Linked DNA regions of Mus musculus: region 2 is linked to region 1. A link is a contact called in ENCODE Hi-C or POLR2A ChIA-PET data. All regions are on one chromosome and are shown on one strand. Each heading gives the region's core, a stretch centred on a gene start or an enhancer-like site at or near the end of the contact. The rest is flanking DNA. Distances are from core to core; before and after follow the strand shown. Region 1 has its middle 13 kb from the start of Gm26730. Region 2 holds the start of Rhbdf2 (rhomboid 5 homolog 2).

The links. A loop is a pair of places that touch in the nucleus more often than their neighbours do. ChIA-PET counts read pairs that join two places held with the same protein, here RNA polymerase II (POLR2A).
Region 2: a loop to region 1 is called in a map of left cerebral cortex, with 4 times the contacts of the local background. The contact joins the promoter of Rhbdf2 here to the enhancer-like site in region 1. A Hi-C loop is called at or near these places in 1 of 37 maps with a recorded cell type or tissue (left cerebral cortex). POLR2A ChIA-PET finds 5 or more read pairs at or near these places in 1 of 5 experiments (embryonic stem cell).

Annotation. Positions count from the first base shown.
Region 1 is chr11:116,318,140-116,320,911 of GRCm38, reverse strand. No RefSeq gene overlaps it. Among named protein-coding and RNA genes, the nearest start is that of Gm26730, 13 kb to the right of the region's middle. Within about 2 kb of position 1,434, at least 2 of the 3 ENCODE cell types and tissues checked have a DNase peak (open chromatin) inside an H3K27ac peak, as active enhancers do.
Region 2 is chr11:116,622,817-116,625,588 of GRCm38, reverse strand. It overlaps Rhbdf2 (rhomboid 5 homolog 2), which reads left to right and starts at 1,369. Exons shown (of 19, transcript NM_001167680.2): 1 at 1,369-1,411.

The DNA of each region.
Region 1 (2,772 bases), core at 185-2,684:
AGGCACCCTATTCCCAACATCCACTTGGCTCACTTTCCACCTTTACCTGAGTTACGTCATTCTCGATATAAATAAGGAGAACTCCCCTCCCTCACACTCTCTCCCCCTCTTCTCTTTCTGCCGCCACCTTCTCTCTCTTCTCCCAATAAAACCTCGTCCACGTGGAACTGTCTTGGCCTAGCGTGCTGTTGAGATGCAACCCGCCATTCTAACACATCAGTGTGTGTGATGTCTTTCCAGGTCGGGTGTACACTGATGGCGGCTGCACACATCTTTCTTTGGCCTTTCTGTTCATTCATTCATTCCATCAGTCACTCGACGAGCCTCAGGCTGGAAGACTCTCCTGTGGGTGCGCAGGGCGCTCTTAAACACACTCAGTAAAACCGAGCCTTGGTCCTAGAACCCTTGCTTCAGGGTAGTTCTGGATCAAGGGACTAAGACCTCCCATTTCCCACCACAGAGGAAGGATCTGCAAGTGTTGTGCTGGGGAGGAAAAAGGCCTTCTCTGCACCCCCACCCCTATCCAGCAGCTCCGGAGACCCCAGCCTGAATGTGGTCTGCCTCTGCCCAGCCACCTCCAGTACCTGGGGCACTGGTGTGGACTCTTCACTTGTATCCCAGTCACAACGAAGCCACATTCTTCTTTATCTGTCTTGAGACAGGGTTTCTCTGTGTAGCCCTGGCTGTCCTGGAACTCACTCTGTAGACCAGGCTGGCCTCGAACTCAGAGATCCACCTGCCTCTGCCTCCTGAGTGCAGGGACTAAAGACATGCGGATCAGGTGAAACCACATTATCTTACCTCAGTCAGCTGCTCTAAAGTGCCTTAGCTTTCTTAGTCGATACCTGTTCTTACTCCTCTGGTGACAGAGCCATCTCTGCCTTACTTCTCACAGAATAGATATCTTCCTGGGACCCACCTTCCCACCCTTCAGAATCCAGGACACATCTGTGCCTCTCTGGTGGGCCATTCCCCTGTGGTGGTTTTTCCTTTAACCAGTCCCCACAGTCCTTGTCCCTCCTGTGACTGGCAGGACATAGATTTGCTGTGAATCCCAAATTCTCAAAAGGACTTTCTTTTCTGCAGTCTTAGCAGGGAAGGGGGATCTCTTCCTGTCTCTTCCCTCCCAGGCTTTCCCTAGTTTTCTCTCTACCTACACAGACAGGTTATTGAAAACCCCAGCGATGTTTGTGATCTTGCACAGGAACAAGGGCAAACGTCCCTATGCCTGGAGTCAGGGAGCCTCTGTCCTCATGTGTGGATTGAACCCCACGCTGCCAAACAATGCAAATCAGGATGCCCAGCATGTGAAAGCGCTGAGTCACATTCTGGGAACAGGAGCCCTGGGGACCATGCCCTTCAGCAGTGCGTGCTGCCGCGTTTGCGTTGCAGGAGTGCCCCGGGGGCTGCGCTGGGCTGCGGGAACATGCTTGTAGGTGCAACTGGGCTATGGAATCGCGCTGGGAGCTGCAATTGGGCTATGGGAGCACTCCGGGGACTGCAACTGGACTGCACCTGGGCTGAGGGAGCACGCCCAGGGCTGTGAGGGCGCCCCTGTCCAGGCCAGAGCTGATCTCCCCGCAGCACCAGCTGGACTAGGAGACTAGCGATCACGGGATTCGGGGCGCGCTGGGCACCCACTAAACTTCCGGGGCCAGACCGCAGGCCCCTGGTCCAAAAAGAACTGCCCCGGTTCCAGACGACGCCTGCACTTCCTCTCTCCCTAGCGGCGCGCGCCCCCTGGTGGACGCCGTCCTGCTCGCTGCTTCCCCACCGCGCTGGGCTCTAAGCTCCCCGCAGGAGAGTGGTGACCCCCTTCCCAGAGCCAGCCCAGGATAGGAGAATAGTGGAAAATGCCGTGGTCTGAAAAGATAACGGTGTGAGCTAGTGTGCATACGTGTGTGAGCATATGAAATGATACATGTGTAAATAAATAAGCGTTGTGTATGTGTGAGTGGATGTGGTATGGATGTGCACATAGTGTAAATGGGGCACTGGGTGGGTGGCTGATGTGTGATTAAGTGATCCATCGTGGAGGGCAGGGGCAGGGTGTATGTCTAGTGGCCTCCAGTGTCCAGGCACGGTTGGGTAACTCCTGAAAGCCTTTTTGTGATACTCTAGGGATTAAACCTAGGGCTTTGGAAGTTAGCCAGGCCACACTCTTCTTAACTTTGTTTTGTGTTCTGAAACAGGGTCTTACCACGAAGTCTTAGCTGGCCTGGAACTTCCTATGTAGACCAAGCCAGCACAGCGGGTAGCCAGCTTCTGCCTCCTGAGTGCTGGGGCTAATGGTGTTTGCCACCACACCTGGCTCTTTTTAACTTCTATATTTACATTTGTAAATTCTCTGAGAATTTCATTCATGAGTACTGTATTTACATCATTCCCACCATGCCCTTCCCCCTCTAGCTCCCCCCAGGGGTGAGACCTTAAGAACTTTCTCCCACTGATGAACCAACTGGTGTCACTGTGTTGGTCTTGTCTAGGTAGCCATATTGTTGAGATTTCTTGGGTGTAATTTCCCCTGCTGTGTCTACAAGACACTGTCTTGTTGGTCCTCGGGTTCTTACAACCGTTCCGTGAATCAGTCTCTCTCTCTCTCTTTCTCTCTCTCTGTGTGTGTGTGTGTGTGTGTGTGTGTGTAGGTTGCATTACAGCTTTACCAGGTTGAGTTGTGCACCCCACAGACTCTAATTCTCTGCATTCAGATAAAGTCAGCTTGACACCAGCTAGAGTCATCAGAGGAAGCAGTTTCCAGTTGAGGAAATGCCT
Region 2 (2,772 bases), core at 120-2,619, 300 kb before region 1:
CTGTATCAGTGGCACCCCCTGCCCTTCTCCGGCCTGCTGTTCTTGTTCAGGAGCTGACAGGTCCGGCGAGTGCTCGTAGGTGGGAGCATGGGAGTGTTGGACAGGGTGTCATAAATGTAGGCCTTCGTACAGGGCTAGGTACGCGAACATGAAGAGTGGTACTCTACCAGGAAGTGGGTAAGAACATCACAAGATGGCACCACCCAGAGCCGAGTTAAGGGAGGGATATCTGGGTCCAGGAGGGAGATGAGGAGGCACAGCCCAGCTCCTATGGGCTCAAGGTGGCTAGAGACGTGGGCTAAGGAGGATAAAAGCCTGTGGCTTAAACTTGAGGGAGGGCCGGCCGTCACCACTACTAATAATAGCAAAGATAACAGCAGCTGCTAGTTAGAGCCAGGGGCCCCACAAATGCTCCCTGTTACTGCTACCACACAGAGAGGGGAAAGCTGAGACCGAGGAGGCTTAGGGGATTCATCTAAGACCACAGGAGCAGTCAATGGCAGATCAGGATTTGAACCCCCGGCTCTGTTAGCTGGAGTCATATATAGTTATTTCTCATTACAGCCAACAAAGCAAGTTACTTGGTCAGTATTGGCCAGGCTAGAGTATCCAAAGCCTGGGCCTGGGGGCTGTTCATGACACGGAGATGTGGAGGGCCTTCCTCTGCATCTATTGCCAGTTACTGTGAGAGCCAGCTTTCAGCCTTAGCAAGAAGCCTCTGTGTCCTTGGGTGCAGAGCAACATTCACAGTTTCCTAAGGGACAGTCCCAAGAACTAGCATATACCTCGGTTGCCTTTCCAACTGCTCTGTGTTTAGTCCTGGGGTGGTTAAGGGGACAAGACCCAACTTCCAGCAAGGACCCGGTCTGGCCTAGAAGGGATGCCAGGCCTGAGGAGAGATCATTCTAATGGACGAAGGAGAGACAGCAGCTAGAGAAGGCCAAGGCTTCCTAGACGATGTAGCTGCAGCGATCGATCGGGGATTCTGGAAAGGATGCAAGCCTAGTCGAGGCTCCTGGAGTCAAAGGAGCCTGAGGTCACACGAGAAAGAGAAGGGGAAATTGAGTGGTTTTTGCTTGGTTGTTATGGGGGTGTGTCCGTGTGAGCGCGTGTGTTGCTGGAGATCGAACCTAAGATCTGTGTGCTAGGCAAGTGTTTAAATGTGGCCATAAGTGGAGCAGCAGGAGCTACAAGCCCAGGCAGAAGCCGCGGGCCGACCACGCCCCCCGAAGCACCGCCCACACACCAAGAAGCCCCGCCTCAATGAGGCCCCGCCCACACCCAGTCCCCGCCCCTGCGCCCTCGCGCAGGTAGGGAAGAGGCGGAGCGCTGGCGCTCAGCCTTGTAGCCGCCGCCCCGCCGCTGCCCACTCTGCTCTCAGCCGCTTCCCGGGACGTGGGGCCTCCGAGAGGTGAGCACGGGGAATTGGGTGCGGCGGAGCTCGGGTCCGCTAGGCCGCGGGTGGCCAGGGATTCACGGGGCTGCCCCGTTCGGCCGCGGGGAAGGTCGGGGGCTGTGCGCCCCGCAGAGCGCCCTAGAGGCCGAGGCTGGACTCTGTGCCCGCGGGACCGCTGGATCCCTCCCGCAGATCCTTGGCCTCTGCTGGGACCAGGACGCCTAAAGGGGTTCCCCGGGGCACAGTCACCAGATGTCTGGGCGCGTGGTTTGCGCAAAAGTTTAAAAGCCCAGAGAGGAAGAGAGGGCACTGCCCAGTGTTGGAACATGCGACTCCGCCTCCAACCAGAAATCCCTTTTAGACCTTAAGACTATATTCCCCTGTCTCCCGGGTGAACTTCCAAAGTCCTCGGGCAGCGTTTTGTGCGTGGAGCTTCGCCGCCGTGGTAGTAACAGGTGCGGGGGTGGGGGATGGGGAAGGCTCACACCGCCAGAGTAGTCCGCGGCTCAGAAAGTGTACTCAGGAGTCCTGGCTTAAGGACCGAGGGGTTTGGAGAGTTGGGCCCCCAGCTGATGTTTCTGCATTGGATTGAAAGTTAGGGAGCGAAAGGTCTGTAGGGCCCAGGTCTCTACCACAACCCCAGGGCAGAAGGGAAGCCAGGTCCATACCTTGATTCAACTCCAGGAAACACCGAGCCGCGAGTCTGTAGGGCCGGGACATAGAGAGCGAAGGTGAGGTGTACCTGAGGGATTGCCTCATAGGTGGAGCGGTTGCTGTTTCTCAACCAGCTGCATTGGGGGTTCCAGTGTGGGTGACATCTTGTGGTGAAATACTGTCCCCAGCATCTATGTTGTGCTGTTGTGATTGTAGTCAGGGAGAAGAAAATGAAACTTGGTTTCAAGCAGTGGTTCTCAGCTTAGGGGTGCTTTTGCCCGCTAAGGATATTTGACAATCCCTGGAGACACTTGGCCATCACAGGTCTGCCCCACAGTACAGAATCTGGCCCCTCAAAAGTCAACATTGAGTGACCGTCCTATGACCACCAGCCCACTAGGGTACTTCTTGTGAATTTCTCTCCCTACCTAAGTTTCTCCAGGGGCTGGGAAGGGCCAGGACGAATCTCAGTGAGAGATAAAGAGATAGGTGGGCAGGCTTCGCCCTGGCTGGCCACTGGCCCTGTGGAGGAGAAGCTGGGAACAGTGGCTCTCTCGAAGCACAGGTCTGTAGTACTTTACCCAGGATAGCTTCAGACACAGGATAAGCTCAAGGTAAGCCAGAGTAGCCCTGGGGATGGAGGAAGGGCAGGACCAAGCTCTGTTCCCATGGAGTTTCCCAAAGCTGGATGAGCTGAGGTCTCCCGGATAGCGGAATGCCAT